Linked DNA regions of Homo sapiens: region 2 is linked to region 1. A link is an interaction called in ENCODE POLR2A ChIA-PET data of the cell type or tissue named here. Cell type or tissue: Caco-2. All regions are shown on one strand. Each heading gives the region's core, and the rest is flanking DNA. Links, peaks and the distances in the headings are about the cores only.

Evidence for each region. ChIA-PET counts read pairs that join two places held together with the same protein. Peaks named below come from ENCODE experiments on the same cell type or tissue, not always from the same donor. Only the 100,000 strongest peaks of a DNase experiment are listed, where the experiment ranks them.
Region 2: POLR2A ChIA-PET joins it to region 1 with 7 read pairs; 3 of 35 experiments call an interaction of 5 or more read pairs at or near these places.

The regions. Positions count from the first base shown.
Region 1 is chr20:44,406,733-44,417,926 of GRCh38, reverse strand. HNF4A (hepatocyte nuclear factor 4 alpha) reads right to left here. Exons shown (of 10, transcript NM_175914.5): 3 at 10,452-10,546; 4 at 4,127-4,233; 5 at 3,265-3,420. MIR3646 (microRNA 3646) reads right to left here and starts at 9,807; the gene lies at 9,724-9,807. In Caco-2, for the core only: no CTCF peak of the experiment used is centred there; DNase peaks (open chromatin) are centred at 5,102, 6,526 and 10,316.
Region 2 is chr20:44,505,319-44,521,160 of GRCh38, reverse strand. SERINC3 (serine incorporator 3) reads left to right here. Exons shown (of 10, transcript NM_006811.4): 2 at 7,121-7,282; 3 at 8,167-8,360; 4 at 9,793-9,872; 5 at 11,133-11,270; 6 at 14,165-14,334. Among named protein-coding and RNA genes, the nearest start is that of SERINC3, 8.8 kb to the left of the region's middle. In Caco-2, for the core only: no CTCF peak of the experiment used is centred there; a DNase peak (open chromatin) is centred at 3,500.

The DNA of each region.
Region 1 (11,194 bases), core at 2,935-10,934:
CATGATCTCGGCTCACTGCAGCTTCCGCCTCCCAGGTTCAAGTGATTCTCGTGCCTCAGCCTCCAGAGTAGCTGAGACTACAGGCGTGCACCACCATGCCTGGCTAATTTTATTTTTAGTAGAGACGGGGTTTCACCATATTGCCAGGCTGATCTCGAACTCCTGACCTCAGGTGATCAGCCCAACTCAGCCTCCCAAAGTGCTGAGATTACAGGTGTGAACCACTGCGCCCGGCCTGAAAATACAGATTCTTAGGCCCTGAGATTCTGATCCTGATTTTGTATGTTTAGGGTGGGCCCAGGGATCTGTGTTTAAAAAGCTCCATAGTTGACTCTGAAGTGCAATTCTGTTTGGGAAATCATTGGTCTGGCAGATCCCTCCAGGGATCGACATTGCAGGACTCCAGGATTCTGAGAGGGCATTACAAGAACTTGGATGTGGATGTTAGGTCTCAGGGCTGGTCCTTCTCAGAGCAAATGTATGAGCACTGGCCCCTGGCAGAGAATCAGCTTGATGAAACCATTCTCTGCAGGGGGTACAAGGCAAGACTTCTAAGACTGGAGTCATAGGTAGGGGCCCAGCAAGCTCACAGAAGGACATAGCCAGCCCACTGAGAGCCATCTGCTTTAGTGCTTGCCTGAGGACCAAAGGATGGCTTGAAACAAAACAGCACCAGGCTGGTAGCCTCAAGGATCTCATCTTCTCATCTTCAAGGTTGGGTTAGGGAGTTTGGAGGTTCCATAGCAAGCCAAACTAGAAGGTTAAAATCCTTTGTTTGTTCATTAATTTGATTGTTCATTCTTTCAGTTATCAAATCCTAAATGCCTACTAAATGCCAGACACTTTTTAAGACAATGGAGGCACAATGTTTAAAAACGAGAGACAAGGTCTCTAATCTCATCGAACTAACATTTATAGGAGAGAGGATGAACAGATAGTAGAGAACAAATAAGTACAGAGGACACAGGGTGATCACAGCATAAAGGAAAGAAGGAAGGAGAAAAGGTGGGAGGAAGGGAAGGAGGGAGGGAGGGGAGTGGAAAGGATGGTGAGAGCAATGGGGCAAGAATGGCTACGTTAGATGGGGAGGTCAGAGAAGGCCTCTAAGGAGGTGAAATTGTTGTTAGAGGAAAGAAGGCATTTGTCTGAAGATATTTGGCACAAAATAAGCCTTCAATAAATATTTGAATGAAGGAAGGAAAGGGGAAATGAATGAATGAATGAGCAAACATCTTGACTTCCTCTCTAGCTCTAGCTGCTCCTGGGCAGCCACTTGTCCTTGCCCCTTCTATTCCCCATGGATAGAAACCTGTGAGGAAAACAGAAAAAGAGGAAACTGCCTGGGAGGGAAAATCCACTTTCCATGACCAGTATGGAGGGAGGCCGAGGATGCTGATTGCCAAGCGCCTCCTGCGCACTGGGCACTGTGCAAGTCTTTCATCAGTCACTCCAGTGGCCTTCACATCGCGAAGCGGAAGACCTGGATTTGAATCCCAGTTCTGTCGCTAACTTGCTCTGTGACTTCAGGCAAATTTCTGTCTCTCTCTAAGCCCCAATCTCTTTCTGCAATTGTATCCAGGCCCAAGAAGCACACCAACTGGGAATCTAGTTTCTGGGGCAATGTCAACAAAATTGGGAAGCCCTTTGGAGGACAATGCCCCCGACTTTCCCAGGGATGCCCCACCTGCATTGGGCAAGCTGGGCTCCTCATATACCAGGAATGGGGAGCTGGGAACCCTTCTGATCCCAGGTTCAACCCCCTGATATGGCAGCTGTTCTGGGGGGTGGGCCGGGAGGTCGGGGTGGTGTGTTAATGATTGTCCTGTGTTATTGGCCACCCATCATTGCTCTCTGAGAATGCTCTGAGCCCCAGCCAGGGAGGTTTGGGTGGGAAATCGAGGTTAACAATTGCTCAGGTTGGGGGTATCTTGTTGCCCTGCTAAGCCCCTGGGAAGGAACAGGAGGGATTAAACATTAATGTAGAGACTCCAGCAGAGGGGACTGGGGCCAGAGCACAAGGAACAGGGGAGAGGGTAGGGGCGGATTGTCCAAGATCCTTGCCCTGTCGACTCTGCTAATGGAAGGAGGAACCATGGAAGAGGGCCCCGGGTCCAGCCCCTGTATGAGGCTGGGGACAAGCCAAACCAGCGTTTTCACAGTGTCCCAATGTGCAGTATTAATAGGTGTTCCAGGAGAATCTTGCCGAAGGAGTTTGAGAAGCCTCGGCCTCTGCAAAGTCAAACAACTGCCTGGACGAGACTTCTCAGAAGCTTTCACAGACTCACATGCATTGTCAGTGTCTTATGCAAAGGTGCGAAACGGGTAAGCGAATGCACCAGAGTCTGTCTCCGAAGCTGAGAAGGTGGCCCAGCCCAGCTCCTCTTCCCCAGATGGGTAACATCTCTTTGGAGGCCCAGGGGTGCTCTGGGCAGGAGCTTCATAGGTGGCATCTCCGAAATTCATCTGTCCTCAGACACACGCCACCTTCCTTCAACCCTTTCTTCCCCCTAGGGACATTTCAGTATTCCAAAAAAATGTACGGTGGGAAATATGATGCTCAGTTCAATTGTTTTGGTGGGAAACACGATGCTGAGTTCAATCGTTTTGGTGGGAAACAAGGAAGAAACTAATGTTTAGGGAGACCAGCTCTGGTCTGGCCACTGTGCAGCTTGCCCCATCACCTGATTTTTGTACTTTTCAGACACCAATGTCCTCAATCCTCCCAACCACACTCTAAAGTGGATATTATCATTTCCACTTTACAGATAAGAGAACACTGAGGCTCAGAGAGAGGAACTCATTTGCCCAGGATTAGGCAGACAACCAGTCTTAGAGCCATAGCTTAAGCCAAAATCTCCTGATCCCTGTCCTAGGGTCCCTGTCAACATCCCCCTGGGAGAGCCTCAGGTACAATGGTCAGGAGCTTGGACTTTGGAGCTTCCTGCCAGGTTCTAATCCCAGCTATGCTGGATAGTAGCTATGTGACCTTGAGCAGGTTACTTAACCTCTCTGTGCCCCAATCTCCTCACCTATGAGATGGCAGTAATAATAGTACCTTAGTACCTACCTCATAGAGTTGTTGGAGGAGCTAACTGAGTTAATATTTGTAAGGTGATTTAAAGTTTCAGACACGTGTGTGCACTACATATTTTGTTAAATAAAATAAAATCAAGCCAGTCCACGGCTATATCCCAGGTGGGCCAGCAGCCCCCTGGCTGCCCCGCCCACTGCCCACTACTGCCCACCATCCACGCCCATCCTCACCTGGTCGTCCAGGGGGAGCTCGCAGAAAGCTGGGATGTACTTGGCCCACTCAACGAGAACCAGCAGCTGCTCCTTCATGGACTCACACACATCTGCGATGCTGGCAATCTTCTTCGCCCGAATGTCGCCGTTGATCCCGGAGACGGGGGAGGTGATCTTCGAGAGATACAGGGAAGAAAATGCTGGAGATGTCCGGGCCCTCCCGCACTCTCTGTCCCCTGCACAGAGCCCCCTCCCTGGAATCAGATGTGGGGAGGGGGCTGGATAGTGGGTGCCCTCCAGCTCTGAAGGAAGCTCAGGGTAAAAACGGAGGGAGGGAGGAGGCAGGGATGAGGGAGAAGGGCTCCCTCTGTGCCTTCACCTGTTACCTGCCCCCTGCCCCCTCCTCTGTCAGCTTTAGAGCCCCAAGGAGTCTGTCAGCCTTAGAGGAGAAGCAGGGCAAAAAATCATCATCCTTTTCTGACAATGAGGCAACCATGGCTCAGAGAGGTGCTGTGACTTGCCCAAGGTCACTCAGCAAGGGAAGGGCTGGGCCCCACTTTGCCACCTCTCTCCACTGAGCCACTGCTCTGTTCTCTCGGAGCTGAGCTGATCGCAGGCCCTCAGTGAAGGTGAAGACTCTGCTTGGCCTGTGGGATGCAGGCAGTAGGATGAATTAGAAAGTGCCCCAGGGCGCCAGGTTCGATTCCTGCCCTTGCTGCAAACTGGGCCATGTGAAACCGGACTCAGTGTCCCTTCTGTAATATCTGAGGCCCCTCCCGTCAGCTGCTCCAGGGCCTGGCTGGGGAGAATGGAGGTGGAGGAGGTGAGCTCCTCTGTAGTGTGGGGGATCCCTGGGTGGGTGGCAGGATCACCCCGGTACCTGTCGGGACAGGACCTCCGCCTGCAGGAGCGCATTGATGGAGGGCAGGCTGCTGTCCTCATAGCTTGACCTTCGAGTGCTGATCCGGTCCCGCTCATTCTGGACGGCTGTGAGGAGGCACAGAGAGGTGAGGAGGGAGAACAGGGATGGAGTAGGGGGTGGGGGTGTCTGTGACTGATGAGGAGTGGGAGCAGGAGGTGGGGGGTGTCCAGAGAACAGGCCCACATCAGCATGTGGAATGAGGGGAGATGGCCTCTAACTCAGCTGGTGGAAGAACTTTCCACATATCACAACTGCCCCCAACACAATGGAGAGGCTATAAGAGTGATCCACCCATCAGCAGGGGCGCGCAAGACAGTGAAGACTCGGCTATGGGTTTAAAATTGGTCTTGAGCATTGAGGAGGGGATCTGACTAGCTTAAAGATGTTCAAGCTCTGGTCTACAAAAGGGTCCCTTTCTTTCCAAATGAAAGTGAGTAAAGCAAGCAAAACAAATTACTCTGGGTGACAAGGAGATGGCCTGGGGATTCCTGAACAAGAGGATCTGGGGGCTCCAACTGCCTTGATGGTTTTGTCCATCAGCAGGAGCTGCATGTACTCCAGACTAACCTCAGCATCAGCAAGGCCAGGCGCTGTCTCCCTCCCTCCCACTGCTGCTCTGTTCCAGGCACTGAGGGATCTGGAGCCTACGCCCACCGGGGCCCCAGGCTCCACTGCCTGCTCCCATCTGGGTCAGTCCTGGCCTGAGATAGAAGATGATCCTTCCACCATCCCGACAGTGGATGGGATAGCCCTTGGAGTCCAAGAGGCCTCACTGTGGAATGAGGCTTGGCTGATTCAGAAAGGAGGGAGGTTGAAGCTGCACCAGACCCGGCTTCCTGTCTGGAACCTGCCACTCTGTGTGCCGGTGGCAATCGCAGCCTCTCTCTGGGGCTCAGTTTCCCTACCCGTAGGCATTTCCCTGCCAGCCGGCTCCCTGCACTCTTTCTCGTCTCAGGGACTGGCATCAAGCCTGGCCACCTTCCTTGGCTTCCCCTCACACCCCAGTGCTGTCGTGATCCTGACAAACAGACCTGCTGCTCCCTCCCTGCTCCCAGGCCCGCTGTCTCTCCTGGATTAGATCAGCCTCCTCCTGGGCTCTGCTTCTGCCTTGCGCCTGCAGTCTGTGTTCCTCTCAGAGACAGAGGGATCCGTTCAAGTCATGTCGCCTGCTGCTCAAAACCAGTGCCTTCCAACCTCACAAGTCCCCAGGGCCCTTCCTCTCCTCTCGGATCGCACCTTTTACCGGCTTCCCCCTACACACTCTGTCCGCGAAAACCCGCCTCCCCACCTGGACGCATCCGCACGCTTGTAGGCTGCTGTGGTCACTGCCTGGGGTTCCCTTTCCTGCACAGCGCAGCAGCATCTTCATTTCACTCCTGCCTCTGCACAAATGTCGCCTTTCAGACACCCTCTCCAGCCACCCTGTCTAACACAACATGACTCCCACCCTGGCCCTGCCCCCCATGCTTTATTTTTCTTCAAGTCACTTATTGTAGAATTATTTGTTACTTCCTTTACTATCTGTCTCTCTCTGAGAAGGAAAGCTTCAGAAGGCCAAAACTCCATCCCTCTAGTTCACTGCTGTAGTCCCAGCCACCAGAACAGGGCCTGGTTCACAGTAGGTACTCAATGAATATTTGTGCAGTGAGAGAACGAAGGCATTGGAAGAGACAAGCTCTAATTCTTTTTCTTTTTTTTTTTCGAGATGGGGTCTCATTTTGTTGCCCAGGCTGGACTGCAGTGGTGCAATCATAGCTCACTGCAGCCTCAACCTCCTGGGCTCAAGCGATCCTCCTGCCTCAGCCTCCCGAATAGCTGGGATTATAGGCGTGTGCCACCACGCCTGGCTAAATTTTTTTTTTTTTTTGAGAGACGGGGTCTCATTAGGTTGCCCAGGCTGGTCTCGAAAACCTGGCTTTAAGTGATCCACTCAGCCTCACAAAATGCTGGGATTACAGGTGCGAGGCACCACACCTGGTCATAAACTCTAATTCTTATAAGAACCCTATTTCTCCAGGGAACATTGACACCCCAGCTATTCAACTTTCTCTTGATGTTGACACATTGTTAAAATCAGAGAATAAAAGTCAAATCCTTTGCACTTGAGCCCGGGAGTCAGTGGATAGAACAGAAGTCCAGAGGCAAGCAACCTCCTCTCAGACCACCATGTGGACGGGGCCAGCTCAGAGCACGGCTTCCCTGACCGGGCCGTCCACCCCACCCGCCCACACCCCTCCCACGGCAGCCTCCTGCCAGCACCCGCACCCACCCATCAGGGCGCCGAGTGGCCGGCGGGCGGAATGAAAGGGCTGCTGTCAGCAGCTGCGGATAGGGCTCCTCAAGGTTAGGCGGGCGTTATCAGTGCCCGGCGCGAGCTCAGTCACGGAATGATGTTTTCCAAATGTTTGCTCAGTATTAGCAGGGTCGGGGACCTAATGTAACTTCTATTGAATATTAACCGACCTGGGCAGAGGCGGAGAGGTGATGAGCCTGTCTTCCCAGGGAACTCCTGGGTAGGGGGCTGTGGGGAGCAGGGCAGGGGCTTCCGAGGAAGGCCTCTTCAGATGGCCCCTGGCCCATCACCTACGCTCACCTCCTGCAACTCTGGGTCCGCTTTCTGGGCTGGGTTTTTGATGCCAGGAGCCGAATATTTGTCCTGGGCCTGACAGCTTAGGCCAAGGCAGGTGTCTGTCTCCCTGGCTTTCGGTTGCAGGAAAGAATTCTTGACCTGCTGTTGGCCCACTGACCCCCAGGGTTCTCCCTGGATTCTTTGGCCTTCCAGGGAGCCCCTTCCAGCCATGGTGGACTATCCTGTGGCAGAGACTTATAGGCCCATGAGACCTGAAGCCCCTCTCTGTGGTCGAGAGAAAGTTTCAGCCATCTAGATCAAGAAATGTGCCTCCCAAGCTGATCACTGCAAGTTTCACTCCAGGGAGCTTGGTGTCTGCTCAGCTCTGGGGAGCCTGAGTTCTAGACCTGACTCCACCCCTGACCCGTCACATCACCTCTCTAGCCTCAGTGTCCTCTTCTGTAAAGTGGGGAGCAGGTAGATTTGATGACCTCTTATAGACTCAGCTGGTCTTGAAATCCTACCTTTCCAGCTCACACTTTCTGGTTCTCAGGGACTATTTTAGGGTTTCAGTCCTCAAATTCTCCTAAGGTCATCAAGAAAAAGAAATAAAAACTTGTCCCAACTCTCCTGGCCAGTGAGACTTCCACCGAGACTTTCTTTTGGCTTTGGGAGCTTCCCAGCAGGCTGAGGAGGGGTGGTGGGGCCTAGAAGACAGGCACAGCTAGGAATACCCTCATTTCCTATGGCTTGACCACAGTGGCAACTGAACACTTTGTCACTCTGGCCCGTTCTCAAAACAACCAAGTGACTGCATGTGTCATGATCTTCCAGGTAACCCAGGCATGTAAACAAACACTAGCATCGACTAACCCACGCTCACTCGCCATCAGCCAACTCTCCTATCCTCCGGGCAGCATGTCCGTTTCCCTGGGCCAGGAAGCAAGCAGCTATTTTCAAGGCTGAGCTAAGGCTGAATGGTCTGGGGCTCTCATCCCCCTTCCAGGAGCCTAGTAAGGGGTTTGCTGGCTTTGCAGCAGCTCAAGAAAGGGCCAGGGGCCGGGCGCAGTGGCTCATGCCTATAATCCCAGCACTTTGGGAGGCCGAGGCGGATCACCTGAGGTCAGGGGTTCCAGACCAGCCTGGCCAATATGGTGAAACCCTGTCTCTACTAAAAATACAAAATTAGCCAGGTGTGGTGGCACATGCCTGTAATCCCAGCTACTTGGGAGGCTGAGGCAGGAGAATCACTCACACCCAGGAGGTGGAGGTTGCAGTGAGCCGAGATACTGCCATTGCACTCCAGCCTGGGCAACAAGAGCGAAATTCCATCTAAAAAAAAAAAAAAAAGAAGGGACCAGGGAACAAACACACCCATCCTAGTGGGCAGTGTGACTTGTGCAGGTAGGTCAGGGAGTGAGGAGCGAGACTCATAGGGCTGAAGGGTTCATTATCCAATGTCCTCATTTTATAGATGGGAAAACTAGAGCCCAGAAGAGACAGAAATGTCCCTAAATTACACAAGTGAAAATGACTCTGGATGTCTAATAAAAGACATTTATAACAACTGACCACACGCAGGACCAGGCCACACGCAGTGGAGGTGGGTAGCCATCCACTCAGGAGGGCTGCCAACCCCTCTCCCATCTGCCTGTCACAGACCTGAACTTTCACTGTGAGAGAGCTGTTCTCTCAAACACAGTGCCCTCTGGATGACACCTATGAGGAATCATAGTGCCTAAAATCTTAGGCTTTTGGGATAATGGAATCACTGACTAATACAACCACAGAAATGTTGGAACCTTAGACTGTAGTTCTCAATCTTTTTCTTGCCTCCAACTGTTCACACATGCATCAGGTTCCCATTCATAATCTTTCCCAGTCCACAAAATGGAAGTTGAAGTGGATGAGACAGGCTTAACCCCATTGAAAACTGGGTTTGGGAGAGGAGGGAGTATTTGCAGCTTAAAAAGCCCCTCTTGCCCTTGGAGAACCACTGATATCTAGATGTTAGAATTGCAGCGTTCAGAGCAGGCCTTGGGGACCACCCACTCCTGCATCGGGATCAGCAAGCCCAGATTTTCCAAGACAGCTCATGAGCCCAGACTAAGGTCCCATAAGGATGAGACATAGAAGATATTTCCAAGGGAGGGGGCAGAGAAAACAGGGGGCCAGGAGCAGATACAGGGGAAAGAGAGTCTACCAAAGCCTCCCCTCCCCTCCTTCTCAGTGGGCCCTGGAGCAAGCTGGGTCCTACGTTCCTGCTTCTGGGGTGTGCTGGGGTGATGGGGGTGAGGGGTGTTTGTACCGAACTAGCAGGACTAGACCAAGGTTTGGCTGGTACGGCACAACTGTGGGCTAGAAGGGAAGGTCTGGGACTAGTCGCAGAGCTGGGAAAGGTTGAGTTTAGAGGAGCAGGAAATGAAGAGATTCGAAAATGAACTCGTTACTTTTTTATTTTTTTTGAGAGAGTCTCGCTGTCTTGCCCAGTCTGGAGTGCAGTGGCATGATCTCAGCTCACTGCAACCGCCTCCTCTTGGGTTCAAGCAATTCTCCTGCCTCAGCCTTCCGAGTAGCTAGGACTACAGGCATGCACCACCACGCCCAGCTAATTTTTTTGTATTTTTAGTAGAGACGGGGTTTTACCATGTTGGTCAGGATGGTCTCGAACTCTTGACCTCAAATGATTTGCCTGCCTCGGCCTCCCAAAGTGCTGGGATTACAGGCCTGATTCACTGCGCCTGGCCTCAAGTTACTTTAAAGCAGTTAAAAGATTTTTGCTTCCCTTGCTTGGGCTGAAAACAATTTTAAATGTCCCTGGTATCTGGAGAGCATAAAATAATAGACAGTGCTGAAGTGTGGTCCAAATAGCAGAAGCTCTGGGACTTCAGATCTTCCAAGGATCAGTTGTGGGGCCCTAGGCAAGTTGCTTAACCATTGTGGGCCTCAGTTCCTTCATCCACAAAAAGGGAGGAATTGTAATAGGTTCAATGGGCTGGGCTCATTTCATTTTCACAACATTTTCCCATATAGGGTTGTCATGAAAATGAAATGAACCCAACCTACTGAAGTGTGGAAAAAGCACAGCCCAGTGACTGATACCTGCTGGTAGCAGGAAGCCTGGCAAGACCTTAATAAATGTTGTGCTCTGGTCTTCTCCTCCTTTGTCCAGGATGGGTCTGGGGTCTTGTTCCCATTTTCTAGAATGTGAAGACTTTGGAGATCACGTGATACCCACGAATGAATACTAAGGGAACTGGGGCATTTGTCCCTGGGACCGGAAGCTCAGGCATCGGGCTCCTCTGGCTGTCCCTTTTGTAAAGTTGGGATAGTGAGTACTCAGATGTTTGCAATATCATTCTCTATGCTTGTCCTAACGTTCGAAATATTATATTAAACACACACACACACACACACACACACACACACACAACGTGGCTGCTTTGTGGTGGCGCAGACAGGCAGGCAGGGGTGGTGGTTGCTGGGAGCCTGAGGAGCCAAGAGTGGGAGCTTATCTCTCTGAATCTTTCTCAAGACCAAGCCCAGCCGCTCCCTATGGTCAGATTTCCAGGCCCTCCCTCTTCTCAGCCATTAGCCAGTCACCCTGGGGCCTGCCACTGAGTCATAAAGTGTGGCTACAGTTGTAAATGACTGTCGGGGAGCTGTGGGTGCAGGTGGGGCAGTGGTGGTGGGGCGGGGAGGGCCGAGGCTCACCTTCCTTCTTCATGCCAGCCCGGAAGCATTTCTTGAGCCTGCAGTAGCGGCACTGGTTCCTCTTGTCTTTGTCCACCACGCACTGCCGGCTAAATCTGGGGAGGGCTTTGGATGGTTGGATGGAGAAGACACAACTTCCTCCTCTTAGGACAGAACTAGGGCCCTGGCTATCCAGTTGACCCCCCAACCTCAGTGCTCTCATCTCTTCATCCCGGGAGTTCTCTCTTGAACCCACCAGGAGCTGGAAAGGTGCTATGAACTCTCTAAGAGCCCAGTCCTGTCCTGCTAAACATGGGAAAACTGAGGCTCAGAGAGGCAACATGTGGTCCTGGGTCGCTCTGCTGGTTGGTGTTAGAGCTGAGTTGGGAACCTTGACCTCTGGAGTACCAGAGCCCTGCTATTTCCACCACATCCTATAAAAGCTCAGAACCCATAGCAGGCTCCTGGTTATGGCTCAGAGTTAATACTCGGTTCACATAAGCCTCTCTCTGGAGGGGGATAGGAAGTAGAGGCAGTGCCACACCGTGGTGATGGGTGGGGCCCTGAATGTTAACCCTGGCTCTGCCAGTGATTCAAGCTGGTTGACCTTGGGCAAATGCCTAGCCCTCCAAGCCACAGCTTCCTCCTCTATAAAATGGGAATAACAACAGTAACCATCTCACAGGGGTGTTGACAGGTGAAATGAAGTCATGCGCCGATGGGGCACAGTCTTTGTACATGACAAGTGCTCGCAATTGACAGCT
Region 2 (15,842 bases), core at 411-8,410, 110 kb before region 1:
CCAAGTGTGTAGAAAAAGCACACTCAGTTTCTCCTGCTGTACTCACAACACACTTTTGACACCTGATGTGTGGTGTGTGGGGATTTTCCCCCAAACATCAGGCAAACAGTCAGCTCTGCAGGGGATGCCAACTTGGTGCCCTACAAGTCAATTCCGAAGCTCTCTACTTGGAGATAGCATCAAATCACACAAGTGGAGGGCTCAGTCTCACAAGACTGTGCCCACTTTCTGTGCCAATGGCAAGCCTCAGGTTGTTTTACCTGTGCTTCTGACCGGCCACCTATAAATCAAAGTTCCCGTGACCTCCCTCCTTGGCTTTGATTAATTTGGTCACAAAACTCAAGGAAACATGTTTACTGGTTTATTATAAAAGTATTTTATTTTGTGTATTTATGTATTTTTAATTTTAGATTCAGAGGGTACATATGCAGTTTTGTTACATGGGTATATTGCCTTATCGTGAGGTTTGGGTTTCTAATGATTCCGTTGCCCAAACAGTGAACACAGTATCCAACAGGTAGTTTTTCAACCCCTATCCCCCCACCGTCCTTCCCCACTCTTGGACTCTCCAGTGTTTATTGTTGCCATCTTCGTGTCTGTGTTCCCAGTGTTTAGCTCCCACTTGTAAGCGAGAATATGCTGTATTTGGTTTTCTGTTTCTGTATTAATTCACTTGGGATAGTGGCCTCCAGCTGCATCTTTGTTGCTGCAAAGGACATGATTTTCTTCTTTTTTTATGGCTACTATTAATATATTTTTAAAGATACAGATGAAGTGATATGTAAGACAAGGTGTAGAGGGAACGGGTCTGGAGCTTCCATGCTCTGTCTGGGGCAGTGGCGCCATCTCGGCTCTCTTCAACCTCCAAGGGATTCTCATGTTTCAGCCTCCCGGAGTAGCTGGGATTATAGTGTATGCCACCACGCCCAGCTAATTTTTGTATTTTCAATAAAGACGGGATTTCGCCATGTTGGCCAGGCTGGTCTCGAACTCCTGGGGTGTGAGCCACCATGCCCAGCCAAAAGTTCTTCTGAACTTTGTCCTTCTGAGCTTTTATGCAGGCTTCATTATGTAGTCAGCATTCATTAAATCATTGGCTTTTGGTTACTGACCTAACCTTCAGCCCCTCCTTGGAGGGTCAGGGGTGAGACTGAAAAGTCCCAACCTCCTACTATGACCCTCACCCATCATGAAGCCACCTAGGGGCTGCCAGTCACCAGTCATCTCATTAGCATACAAAAAGACGCTGGTTATTCCAAGGATTTTAGAAATTGTATGCCAGGAAATGGGAACCAAACATACATATATTTGACAGTATTACACCAAGGATTCTGTTTCAGCTCTTTCTACTATTTTTCTTTTTTTTTTTTGGAGGGGGACAGAGTTTTGCTCTGTCACCCAGGCTGGAGTGCAGTGGCTCAGTCATAGCTCACTGCAGCCTTGAACTCCTGGATTCAAGTGATCCTCCCACCTCAGCCTTCCCAGTACAGGTGTGTGACACCATGCCTGGCTTCATTCCACTATTTCTTAGGAACAGAATGTATTTTAAGGTTGTTGGTCCTAAATCAAAAGAGTGTTCCATTTTTAAGGGCTTTCTTGAGAGCAGTGGTTTTCTAATTATTCTGACCTTGACCTAAAGAAAGATTGTACATAGTTGATCTGTGATCTGATGCACCCATATAGAGACAAAGTTTTATGAAATAATCGTTTACTGTACAATTTTTCTTTTATCTTCTATCACATTAGAAAATCCTGGTGAGTTGAAGGCCAGGCATGGTGGCTCACGCCAGGATGGTCTCAATCTCCTGACCTCGTGATCCGCCGGCCTCCCAGAGTGCTTGGATTACAGGTGTGAGCCACCGCGTCTTGCCCGGCTTTTACTCTTAAGTTATATGGGAATCTATTACAGAGTTTGAAAAAAGGAGTGATGTGATCTGGGCCTGTGTTTTAACGAGGTGGTTTCTGGTTGCTGTGTGGAGAATAGATGGTAGAAAAGTAAAGGTAAAGCAGTGTAGGCTGGGAAGAATCTTCCTCCAGCCTTTTGGGTTCTGTTTCTGGGGGCTTGTGAATTAAACTGACAAAACAGATTATTTAGAGTTTATGCATGCAAGACATGTACACACAGGAGTGCTCAGTAATAGTAACTCAAAGGGGGCGGTTAGAACTTGAGGCTTTTTTTTTTTTTTTCGTTTTTGAGAAAACAAGTTCCACTCTTGTTGCCCAGGCTGGAGTGCAATGGTGGGATCTTGGCTCACTGCAATCTCCACCTCCCAGGTTCAAGCGATTCTCCTGCCTCAGCCTCCCAAGTAGCTGGGATTACAGGCATGTGCCACCACGCCTGGCTAATTTTGTATTTTTAGTAGAGATGGGGTTTCTCCATGTTGGTCAGGCCGGTCTTGAACTCCCGACCTCAGGTGATCTGCCCACCTCAGCTTCCCAAAGTGCTGGGATTACAGGTGTGAGCCACTGCACCCAGCCAAGGCTTTCTAATTTAGTAGGAAAAAGGAAGCTGGGAGAAAGGCTTCTATGAGAAGAACAAATAGGTTTCTTTAGGAAAGACAAGTTTTTTTAGGAGAATAAATAGGAAATACGTTTGTGGTAGTACTTGTTTATGCAGGTATGGTGGGTCTTTCCAGCTTCTTCATGATCTTAAAACTGCCCTGGAGAGGGACTTTATGGCAGCCTCGTTTCCCAGAAGTTGCTGCTTTTAGTCAGATAAGAGAAGCTCCCAGAAGGCTTTTTTTTTTCCTCTGCATCTGTTGAAGCTCAGATGCTTCAGCTTAAAAGCTTAAAATAATCTTTATAACAATTCAGGGCTTCTTTTTTTTTTTTTTTTTTTTTTGAGGCTAATTTTGCATTTTTAGTAGAGACAGGATTTCACTGTGTTGGCCTGGCGGGTCTTGAACTCCTGACCTCAGGTGATCTGCCTGCCTTGGCTTCCCAAAGTGCTGGGATTACAGGCGTGAGCCACTGTGCCGGCCAACTCAGAGCTTCTGAATGGGTCGCTACAGCTGTGAGATGGGAACTTTTGCGCTTAATCCAGATGAGAGATGATAGTTGTGGCTTGGACAAAGGTGATAGCTAAGGATACTGTGAAAATGGTCAGATTCTGGATATATTTTAAGGGTAGAGCTGATGTACTGACAGATTGGATGAGGATTTTGGGAAAAGGGAAGGCATTCGGGATGACTCCAGGTTTTGGGCCCAAGCAACAGGAAGAATGGAGTTGTCATTTACTGAAATAGAAAAATGACATAACATATAGTAGGACAGATTTGTCCCACAGATATTTACTGAGTACCTGCTCTGTAAAGATACAAAAGATATAACGTTGTAAAGATAGTCTCCCCTTCGAGATATTTACATTCTTAAGACAACTATAGGTAAGTAAGTTTATTAGTTTGCCAGGGCTTTATAACAAAGTACCACAGACCGAGTGGCTTAAACCCAGTGATTTCTTATCTCTGAATTCTAGAGGCTGGAAGTCTGGGATGAAGGTGTCAGCAGGGTTGGTTCCTTCTAAGGGTGGTGAGAGAGAATCTGTATCATGCCTCTCCCCTGGCTTTTTTTTTTTTTGGTTTGCTGGCAGTCTTTGATGTTCCTTGGCTTGTAGATCTCTGCCTTCACATGGCATGTGGAATTCTCCCTGTGTTGTAAGCCTTTGTCCAAGTTTCCCCTTTTTATAAGGACACAGTTATATTGAATTAGCTGCTCACTCTACTCCATATAACCTCATCTTAACTTACTACATCTGCAGTGACCAAGTAAGGATACATTTTGAGGAATTGGGCATTAGGACTTCAACATAAGAATTTGTGGAGGACATGCCTCTGCAGTGTTTGGCCTATACTGTAGTTAAGAATTGGAGACTGAGACTGGCTGGTCAATTTCCCATTGCTATTGCAATTACAAATAATAATGGCTACCACGATATATTGAGCCTGATAAATATGTCAGGCATTATACTAGGTTCTTTATATTCCTGACATCATCTCATTCTTTGCTCAATCACCCTGTTCGAGTAGGTGGTATTATGCTCATTTTTACAGATGAGAAAACTGAACTTTTTTAGAATGTTAGCACCCTGCTGCAAACCACACAAAATTATCATAAAGTGCACACAAGATACCATCTATAAAAAAATGAAGATTATTCCTGGGACCATATTTTAAGACCAGAGTTATCCATTGTTTACTTCTGCTAATTCTGAATTAGCTTGTCCTTGTAATATGACTTGATAATGTCACCCCCTCAGAGCAATTTCAAGCAGTTTCCTAATCAAGCATAATGACTCAAATTATATCCTCTCTTAGCTGGGCATGGTGGTGCTTGCTTGTACTCAGGAGGCTGAGGCCAGAGGATCGCTTGAGCCCAGGAGTTTGATGCTGCAGTGAGCTGTGATCACACAACTGTACTCCAGCTTGGGCAACAGAGTGACGCCTTGTCTTTTTAAAACAAAACAAAACAAAGGCCGGGTGCATTGGCTCATGCATGTAATCCCAGCCCTTTGGGAGGCGGAGGCGGGCAGATCACTTGAGGTCAGGAATTCGAGACCAGCCTGGCCAACATGGTGAAACCCTGTCTTTACACAAAAATTAGCTGAGCATGGTGGCACGTGTCTGTAATCCCTGTAATCCCAGCTACTTGGGAGGCTGAGGTAGAATTGCTTGATCCCAGGAGGGTGAGGTTGCAGTGAGCCGAGATGGCGTTACTGCACTCCAGCCTGGGAGACAGAGTGAGAACCTGTCTCAAAAAAAAAGAAAGAAAAGAAAAAAAGAAATAAAATTATATCTTCTTTCATGTAGTGTGGTCACTAACAGATTTTAGCAGACTAAAGATCTAGGTTACTCTTTTTTTTTGAGACGGAGTCTCAGTCTGTCGCCCAGGCTGGAGTGCAGTGGCACAATCTTGGCTCACTGCAACCTTGGCCACCCGGGTTCAAGCAGTTCTCCTGCCTCAGCCTCCTGAGTAGCTGGGATTACAGGTGCCTGCCACTGCACCCGGCTAATTTTTGTATTTTTAGTAGAGATGGGGTTTCACCATCTTGGCCAGGCTGGTCTTGAACTCCTGACCTTGTGGTCCACCTGCCTTGGCCTCCCAAAGTGCTGGGATTACAGGCGTGAGCCACCACGCCTGGCCCTAGGTTACTCTTTAAAAAAAAGGAGGTAAAGTTGACATAAAATTAACCATTTCAAAATGTTTAGTGGGCCGGGTGCAGTATCTCACGCCTGTAATCCAGCACTTTCGGTGGCCAGTGTGGGTGGATTGCCTGAGCTCAGGAATTCAAGACCAGCCTGGGCAACATGACAAAACCCTGTCTCTACTAAAAAATACAAAAAAAAATCAGCTGGGGGTGGCATTGCACACCTGTAGTCCCAGCTACTTGGGAGGCTAAAGCACAAGAATTGCTTGAACTCAGGAGGTGGAGGTTGCCGTGAGCCGAGATTGTGCCACTGCACTCCAGCCTGGGCAACAGAGTGAGACTGTCTCAAAAAAAAAAAAATAAAAAAGCGTATAGTGGCATTTAGTACATTCACAATGTTTTGCTGCCATCACATCTGTCTAGTTCGTCGCCCTAAAGGGAAATCCTTTACCCATTAAACCATCACTCCCATTTCCCTTCCCTTCAACCCCTAATCTTCTGTCTCTAGATTCACTTATTCTGGATATTTTATTATATAAATGCACTAATACAGTATGTGACCTTTCATGTCTGGCTTTTTAAATAACTTTGCATGATGTTTTCAGGGTTCACCTGTGTTCTATCATGTATCTATCTATTATGTCTGAATAAGCCATTGTATAGATAGACCAAGTCTCACTCTGTTGCCCAGGCTGGAGTGCAGTGGCATGATTTCAGCTCAATGCAACCTCCACCTCCTGGGTTCAAGCAATTCTCCTGCCTCAGCCTCCTGAGTAGTTGGGGCCACAGGCATGAGCCACCACGCCCGGATAATTTTTGTATTTTTAGTAGAGATGGGATTTCATCATGTTGGCCAGGCTGGTCTTGAACTCCTGACCTCAGGTGACCTGCCCACCTCAGCCTCCCAAAGTGCTGGGATTACAGGTGTGAGCTGCCGCACCCAGCCAGATATACCATATTTTTACTTAGGCCATATTTACTTATCAATTAATGGACAGTGGGTTGTTTCCACATTTTGGTGATTGTAAATAGTGGTGCTGTGAATATTCGTGTACAAGCTTTTGTTTTAATAGCAGTTTCAAACAAAACAGCTATTGGGGTCGGGTATATACTTTCTGGGTCATATGGTCATTCTGTATTTAACTTTCTGAGGAACCTGGTTCCTCTTGAATTGAGCTAAATGGCCCTTGCTGTTATTATTTGTCAGAGGGTTTCCATGTAGTGTTGCTTTATTTTTTTATTTTATTTTATTTTTTTGAGATGGAGTCTCGCTCTGTAGCCCAGGCTGGAGTGCAGTGGCGCAATCTCAGCTCAGTGTGAGCTCCGCCTCCTGGGTTCATGCCATTCTCCTGCCTCAGCCTCCTGAGTAGCTGGGACTACAGGCGTCCGCCACCACACCCGGCTAATTTTTTCTGTATTTTTAGTAGAGACAGGGTTTCACCGTGTTAGCCAGGATGGTCTCGATCTCCTGACCTTGTGATCCACCCGCCTCGGCCTCCCAAAGTGCTGGGATTACAGGCGTGAGCCACCACGCCCGGCATGTTGCTTTATGTTGTAATATCAGCTTTGGTAACTTGGATTCGCAGTAAGCAGCAAGTGGAGTTAGGTTTATATTTTTCTCATATTTTAAAACAAATGATGCTCTCAGAATATAATTAACATTTATTGAACTGTTAATGCATTTTAGGTAGTGTTGAGTGCTCATTTAATACAGCAGAGTCTGAGGGAGGAAAATTCCATTATTGAGCTCATTTTACAAATGGTCAAATGGGGTTAGAGTACGTAACTTGCTGGGGTAAAAAGCGGCAGAAATAATATTTACTCCAGAGCCCGTACTTTTAACCACTTCCTCCCAGCCATGATTCTCTGAGTTAAAACTATAAAGCCTGATTTGCCTCGCTTTCTCTTCTGCGACATCTGTGTCATAAAGGAGTATACTGAAGGCGGTCTCAGGTGACCATGGTGTGCTCATTCCAGGTTCCATGCCTCTGCAGCGGTGCCTCATGTTTGCTGTGTAGTTGCTGTCCTAACAGTAAGAATTCCACGGTGACTCGCCTCATTTATGCTTTCATTCTCCTCCTGAGCACTGTCGTATCCTATATCATGCAGAGAAAAGAGATGGAAACTTACTTGAAGAAGGTAAGAAGTAACAGTGCCCTTAAGGTATTGGTTATTTTTATTTTTATATTCTGCAAAATTCTAGTTTTATTTCGTCGTTGTTAATCAAGTTGGTTGTAATTTGGAGATTTTTTACTTATATGGGGGTGTGGTCAAAACACAGAAATATGAGGACATTAGTCCTTTTCCAGAAATACAGAATGAACATCTGGGCTCCAGTCGAACAACTGAGAGAAAACATTAAAAGGGTGGCTCCAAAACATTTTCTTTCCTTATGTGTTAAAGGTCGAAGCATCTAAACTGGACTAGTTCTTCACCTTTGGAAGGACTCAGTCGTAGCTGGAAAATCTCACAGGAAAGTGGCACACAGCCTCTTCATCCTAAAAGGGCAAAGAAGAGAGACCATATTTTTTTGAAACTAAGACTCACTCTGTTGCCCAGGCTGGAGTGCAGTGACATGATCTTGGCTCACTGCAACCTCCGCCTCCCTGGTTCAAGCAATTCTCCTGCCTCAGCCTCCCGAGTAGCTGGGATTATAAGCATGCACCACCATGCCCGGGTAATTTTTTGTATTTTTAGTAGAGATAGGGTTTTCACCATGCTGGCCAGGGTGGTCTCGAACTCCTGACCTCGTGATCCACCCACCTCGGTCCCCCAAAATACTGGGATTACAGATGTGAGCCACCGTGCCCAGCCGAGAGAGCATTTTTATTTTTAAAATGCATGTTATTTATACTGTTTGGTAACAAGATTGTAAATGAATTGGAAGACAAAGAGAAAAATTCCATAGTCAGTCTTGCAGTTGTTGAAGTAGTTAATTTTCTAAATCCAGGCTTTCCTGCAGTGGGTTAGAGTCTCTGTCTAAATGTAGATATTCTCGTAACATTGAAATTGCTTTTTTCCAGATTCCTGGATTTTGTGAAGGGGGATTTAAAATCCATGAGGCTGATATAAATGCAGATAAAGATTGTGATGTGCTGGTTGGTTATAAAGCTGTGTATCGGATCAGCTTTGCCATGGCCATCTTTTTCTTTGTCTTTTCTCTGCTCATGTTCAAAGTAAAAACAAGTAAAGATCTCCGAGCGGCAGTACACAATGGGTATGTTAGATTTATGATTAACTGGTTACATTATGGTGTGGCTCTTCCTTCCCTTCAGCAGTTAATATAGCCATTCTGATGAAATCAATGGAATATGTAAATGAGTGGCTCAGATGCATTTCTGATCTATTATGCATGTGAAATTGTTTTAATGTCATTTTCAGTTAGATTGCTGTAACATGGAGGGGATAGGGGGTCTTGTCTTTTTATTTTCTTCTATTAAATTCCTTTGCTTCATGTTCTTAGATTTTTATTGAACACCTGTTAAATAGTTGAAGCACTATGCTAGATACTACGTACACACACACTTTTTTCTTTCTGTTGTTTAAAGATAAACATGTACCTGATAAATTTAAACAGTGTACAAAAGTCAGTGAATATATATGTGCTACTGATTTACATATTCTATTGCTTCTGACTCCTGACCACCTTTTACCTATGTTTCTAATTCTCTCCTTTTTTTTTTTTTTTTTTTGTTTTGTTTTTGGAGATGGAGTTTCACTCTTGTCACCCAGGCTGGAGTGTAATGGCGTGATCTCGGCTCACTGCAACCTCCCCCTCCCGGGTTCAAGTGATTCTCCTGCCTCAGCCTCCCTAGTAGCTGGCATTATAGGCACCTGCCACCATGCCTGGCTAATTTTTGTATTTTTAGTAGAGATGGGGTTTCACCGTGTTGGCCAGGCTGGTCTAGAACTCGTGACCTCAGGTGGTCCGCCCGCCTTTGCCTCCTGAAGTGCTGGGCTTACAGGCGTGAGCCACTGTGCCCAGCCGTATTTCTAATTCTCAAAGACTGAATGGCGTTTTATAAACTTGATGTGTATTATAATCCCCTTTTTACAGATGTAGTAACTGAACTGCAGAGAGGTTAATAAATTGTCTGAGACCTGTTAACCAGTTGGAGGTTGGAGCTAAGATTGAAACTTAGATCTGTCCAGCTCCAAAGCCTGGTTCTTTCCACTCTGCCATACAAGGCAGTCATTAAAGATCATGAACTGAAAATCAGGTGCCAGTGATGAGCTGTGTCATTGTGGGCAAGGTATCTGTGCCCTGTGTTGTAAATATTTGTGATTACTTTTCATCCAGACCTTAACAGTTAATGGCTGTGTGTGTACCTAACACTGTTATTTTAGAACTCCCAGAATGCTAGAAAAATGCCTACCTTTAAGTGCTAAAAGTAGGGAGACTCTAAATTTTCAGTTTTCTCTGGTAATAAATGTGAGTGATTTATCTTCTAGGCTAATGTTGTCCTTTAATTGTGTGAAATATTAAATGAATTAGCCTATTAAATGAATAGTCAAATGAAGAAAATAGTCCAGACAATCATGTTGGGAAAAAAGCTATTAAGTTATTATTTTTGCATTTCAGAAATGAATTTTTCTCAGTATAAGGGTGAAACTTAGCATTTCATAAATGCATTTTTATATTTTAATAGGTTTTGGTTCTTCAAAATTGCTGCCCTTATTGGAATCATGGTTGGCTCTTTCTACATCCCTGGGGGCTATTTCAGCTCAGGTAGGGTTCACCATTGAGGGGGTTAATTTTAAACTATATAAACTCTATAGATGATTGAGTTAAAGCTACATTTTAGGCCGGGTGCAGTGGCTCACACCTGTAAGCTCAGCACTTTGGGAGGCCAAGACGGGCGGATCACCTGAGGTCAGGAGTTTGAGACCAACCTGGCCAATATGGTGAAGCCCTGTCTCTACTAAAAATACAAAAATTAGCCAGGCGTGGTGGTGCACGCCTGTGATTCCAGGTACTCAGAAGGCTGAGGCAGCAAAATTGCCTGAACCTGGGAGGCAGAGGTTGCAGTGTGCCAAGATCGTGCCACTGCACTCCAGCCTGGGCGACAGATCAAGACTCTGTCTCAAAAAACAAAACAAAACAAAACTACCTTTTAATTACTGTTTTTGTAGAACTGACAAGTAAATGAGATGGTATCCGATTAATATGACTTAGTACCTGCAACTCACTATATATATATATATATTTTAGACAGTCTCACTCTGTCTCCCAGGCTGGAGTGCCGTGGCACGATCTCAGCTCACTGCAACCTCCACCTCCTGGGTTCAAGCAGTTCTCTGCGTCAGTCTCCCGAGTAGCTGGGATTACAGGCGCCCACCACCACGCCCAGCTAATTTTTGTATTTTAGGCAGAGACGGGGTTTCACCATCTTGGCCAGGCTGGTCTTGAACTCTTGACCTCATGATCCACCTGCCTCAGCCTCCTGAAGTGCTGGGATTACAGGTGTGAGCCACCACGCCCGGCTGCAACTCATTATTAATATGTGGATTTAGGTCAGGAGGCATTCACTGCACCTCTCAGATTTTCTGGAACCATATGTTAATCTTTTGGCAATATCTTAATAGTTTGTGTTCTCACTTGATGGAATACAAAGCTAATCAGAGAGCCTGTCAAAATAAGGACTTACAACTCTTGTGCTCCCCTATCTCTGTCTTAACCTACTTCCTAAGCATGGCATCAGGTGACATCTTTAGATTTCTACTGTGATTTAAAAGAAAAGACTTATAGTATCATTTGGAACTCAGGTCCCAGGCTTCCCTTGGCACAAGCTAAAACATATTTTAAAAGGTCTGAAACCCAGTAGAAAGCTTTTAAGAATGCCGTTGAGTTTGGAATCTTGCTGTACTGCTGGAGACAGAATGTCTTTACCACCTCTGTCTTGTTTTAATTGAAATCCGTTCAGAATGTTGGATCTTCTGAAATGTTACTCTATGGTAGAGAATAACTTTGTTCTCTTGGTTCTTGTAGTCTGGTTTGTTGTTGGCATGATAGGGGCCGCCCTCTTCATCCTCATTCAGCTGGTGCTGCTGGTAGATTTTGCTCATTCTTGGAATGAATCATGGGTAAATCGAATGGAAGAAGGAAACCCAAGGTTGTGGTATGCTGGTAGGTATCTCTACTCACCTATGTTAGCCATACTGCTACATTAAGCACGGTGTACAATAAAAATCATCATTATAGTCCCAGCAGCTATAGTCCTCAGGGACAGAAGTCCAAGGTGGGAGAATGGCTTGAATCCAGGAGTTCAAGACCAGTCTAGGCAGCATATTGAGACTCCATCTTTACATTAGAAAAAAAAAATTTGCCAGGCATGGTGGCATATACCTATAGTCCTAGCTACTCAGCACGCTAAGGCAGGAGAATCTCTGGAATCCAGGAGTTCAAGGCTGCAGTAAGCTATCATCATGCCACTGTACTGCAGCCTGGGTGACAGAGCAAGACCCTGTCTCTAAAAATAATAATAACATTAAATAAAAGGAAAAAAATCCACAATTTCCAGAATTTGGCTCTGAATTATATGCATCACTGGAAGAAAGTAGCACAGATAATATAAATTGTTCGATTTTCCCAATTTATGTATTTTGAGAGTCATAATTTAATTACATGTGTTTAGATAAGGAAAAACAGTTATATTTAGTGACTTAGTTCTGGTTTTGATAACCTTGTTTCCATGGAGAGGAAACTCAGATGGGTTCAACATATGGGACAGCTGCCCACCTACTTTAGGCAGATAGGAGTGAGTAGTCCTTATGGCCTTATTCAGAGAGGGGCCCCATACCTGCTATGAAAAACTTTCTGGTGGGAAAGGGGCACTTACAATTTCTAGAGTGATAATGGGATTTAACAGTAGCTTGCGAATATATTTTGGCTATGTTAGAGCACTTACTACTTCATAATATACATTTGCACACATTTCTGATTATTTCCTTAGGACAGATTCCCAGAAATAGAAGAGTCAAAGTGTATGAATATTTTAAAATGCTTTCAGTACATACTATTGAATTGCGCAGTTTTATTTTCATTTGATTTAGTTTTTTAAAATATTTACATGTTTTTAAAAATACTATGTTTACCATAAAGACAAATGATAGAACTTTATAAAGACTAAAACATGCAAATCTCCACCTATCTGCAACCCATTTTCCTTTCCAGATGTAGCCACTCTTGTGAACCTTTATGTATTTATGCATTCACCTTGCTTTTGTATTTAAATGTAAACAGGATTGTACTGTATGTTGTTCCATGACTTGCTCTTTTCACTTCCTACATGATGAATATCCTTCCTTACCAGTGAGTGTAGGTATGTCTTACTCATTTAACCTGCATTCAAGCTCCTGGCATGGAGTTTACTGTAAGCTGCATGGTATTCCATTCCATACAATTCCATGGCATTCCATAGCGGAGTATACCATAATTTATTTAACCTTTACCCTAGTGTTGGTCATTTAAATTGTTTGTAATGACAATTTTATTTTTATCTATTTTTTTTCTTTTTTTTTGAGATTGGGTCTCACTCTCTCACCCAGGCTGGAGTACAGTGGCACAATCATGGCTCACTGCAACCTCTGCCTTCCTGGCTCAAGCTATCCACCTCAGCCTCCCAAGTAGCTGGGACTACAGGTGCACACCACCACACCCACACTACCACGCCTACACCACCACGACCGGCTAATTTTTGTGTTTTTTGTAGAGACAGGGTTTTGCCATGTTGCCGGAACTCCTGGACTCAATCGATCCACCTGCCTTGCCCTCCCAAAGTGTTAGGATTGCAGGCGTGAGCCACCACACCCGGCTGTTATTTTCTTTAATTCATTTTGGATCATACAACTCTAGAAGAATTTATTGAGTTGCAAATTGGTCATACTTTACAGTAACTAAGTGTAGAAAAATCTTGTATATTCAGAGGTGAAAACATTAAGTGTGCTAGTAACTTAATGTACATCATTTAATTTTAGACATGCAAAATTCATTGAGATAAGTAGAAACTAGTTTTCTTAATCTGGGCTTTGACTTGAATACAAGTTAGCTGAGCTCATCATTCTTGCAGTTGGTCTGAGTGTACTGTATGTGCTGTTTCATGTTTTCTAATTTTCAGAGCTACACAGCTAATTGTTTTGTTTGTTGTTTGAGATGGGGTTTTGTTCTGTTGTCCAGGCTGGAGTGCAGTGGCACCATCTCGGCTCACTGCAACCTCTATGTCTTGGGCTCAAGCAATCCCCCTGCCTCAGCTTCCCAAGTAGCTGGGGCTACAGCCTTATGCCACCATGCCTGGCTGATTTTTGTATTTTTTGTAGAGACAGGGTTTGGCCATGTTGCCTGGGCTGGTCTGGAACTCAGGCTCAAGCAATCCAGCCACCTTGGCCTCCCAAAGTGCTGGGATTACAGGCATGAGCCACCATGTTCAGCCAACACAGCTAATTGTTGATTTTTAGTGTGAATGGAAAAGACCATTACTTTAGATATTAAAAAATAGCAAATGAGCCACTTTTCCAGTTCAGGGACAGTCTTATTGTTTGTGATGGGAAATGGATTTAGATAGCCAATGGCTGCAGAGGAAAAAACTGTCATAAAAAGATACCAGTGTGTGTATTCTGTTTTCCTCTAACACCATCCTGGCATGGAGCTTGCTGTGAACTGGGTCATTTTGAGGGTAAAGGAATCATTTAGGTTCCTAAGAAAAGCTCACAATACACATTAATTAACATATAGGTAGCAGTAAACTCTAGCTGGAATGATCAAATGTCTGGTAATCAACCCATGAAATCAAATCAGGTAATTCAGGAAGTGAATTCAGTTGCTTGGTGGATTTTGGAATTTAACATCAAGCCAATTGAATACAATCTTGATACTTTAACCTTGAGACCTCTGTAATTTTACTGTAAATTACCCCAGAAAAGTGACATAATGTCTCCTCATTTTTATATGGAGTGGAAGAAAATTGGCCTTCATTATTAGTTTATTATAGTTGTGGTCATTCATATTGGTTTCCCTTTCTCCAGCTTTACTGTCTTTCACAAGCGCCTTTTATATCCTGTCAATCATCTGTGTCGGGCTGCTCTATACATATTACACCAAACCAGATGGCTGCACAGAAAACAAGTTCTTCATCAGTATTAACCTGATCCTTTGCGTTGTGGCTTCTATTATATCGATCCACCCAAAAATTCAGGTATGATTGTTTACTACTTCTTTCTCCTGTGAAAGGTTTTTAATTCTAAGCTTAAAATCTAGGTACCCTTTCTTATGAATTTATGTCTAAGTTTATCCACTTGAACATTTTTCCATATTATAAAGTCTTCATAATTCTATTTCATGCCTATATCATAATTAAATGAATTTCACTATCATTAAAAAAAAACCCAGGTAACTTGAAAATTTATAGTGCTTTTTTTTTTTTTTTTTTTTTTTTTTGAGATGGAGTCTCGCTCTGTCAACCAGGCTGGAGTGCAGTGGCACAATCTCGGCTCACTGCAACCTCTGCCTCCTGGGTTCAAGCAGTTCTCTGCCTCAGCCTCCCGAGTAGCTGGGATCACAGGCAGCCACCACCGGGCCTGGCCAGTTTTTGTATTTTTGGTAGAGATAGGGTTTCACCATCTTGGCCAGGCTGAACTCTTGACCTCGTGATCCACCCGCCTCGGCCTCCCAAGGTGCTGGGATTACAGGCGTGAGCCACCACGCCTGGCCGGGAATGAGTCTTTTTTTTTTTTTTTTTTTGAGACAAAGTCTCACTCTTGTCCCCTAGGCTGGAGTGCGATGGTGCAATCTCAGCTCACTACAACCTCCACCTCCTGGGTTCCAGTGATTCTCCAGCCTTGGCCAGGCGCCTGCCACCATGCCCGGCTAATTTTTGTATTTTTAGTTGAGACGGGGTTTCACCATGTTGGCAAGGCTGGTCTCGAACTCCTGACCTCAGGTGATCCACCCATCTCAGCCTCCCAAAGTGCTGGTTTTACAGTTGTGAGCCACCGCATGTGGCTGGGAATGATTCTTATGAGTCATTAGCCAAGATATTTTAGGGGAATTAAACTGAAAAATAATTGATTTTAATATTTCAAAACAAAACTCATGCTCTTGAGTTCTAAATACCATAGTTTAGGCTGGGTGTGGTGGCTTAACGCCTGTAATCCCAGCACTTTGGGAGGCCAAGGCGGGTGGATCACTTGAGGTCAGGAGTTCAAGACCAGCCTGACCAACATGGTGAAACGTCATCTCTACTAAAAATACAAAATTAGCTAGGCGTGGGGGCGCACACCTGTAATCCCAGCTACTTGGCAGGCTGAGGGGCAGGAGAATAGCCTGAACCCTGGAGGCGGAGGTAGCAGTGAGCTGAGATTGCGCCATTGCACTCCAGCCTGGGCAATAAGAGCGAAACTCCAGCTTGGCGTGATGGCTCATGCCTGTAATCCCAGCACTTTGGGAGGCCAAGGCGGGCAGATCACCTGAGGTCAGGAGTTCAAGACCAGCTTGGCCAACATGACGAAACCCCATCTCTACTAAAAGTACAAAAATTAGCCGGGTGTGGTGGCGGGCACTGTAATCCCAGCTACTCAGGAGGCTGAGGCAAGGAGAAATTTGAACCCAGGAGGAGGTTGCAGTGAGCTGAGATCGCACCACTGCACTCCAGCCGGGGTGACAAAAGCGAGACTCCGTCTCAGAAAAAAAAGAAAAAAAAACCGT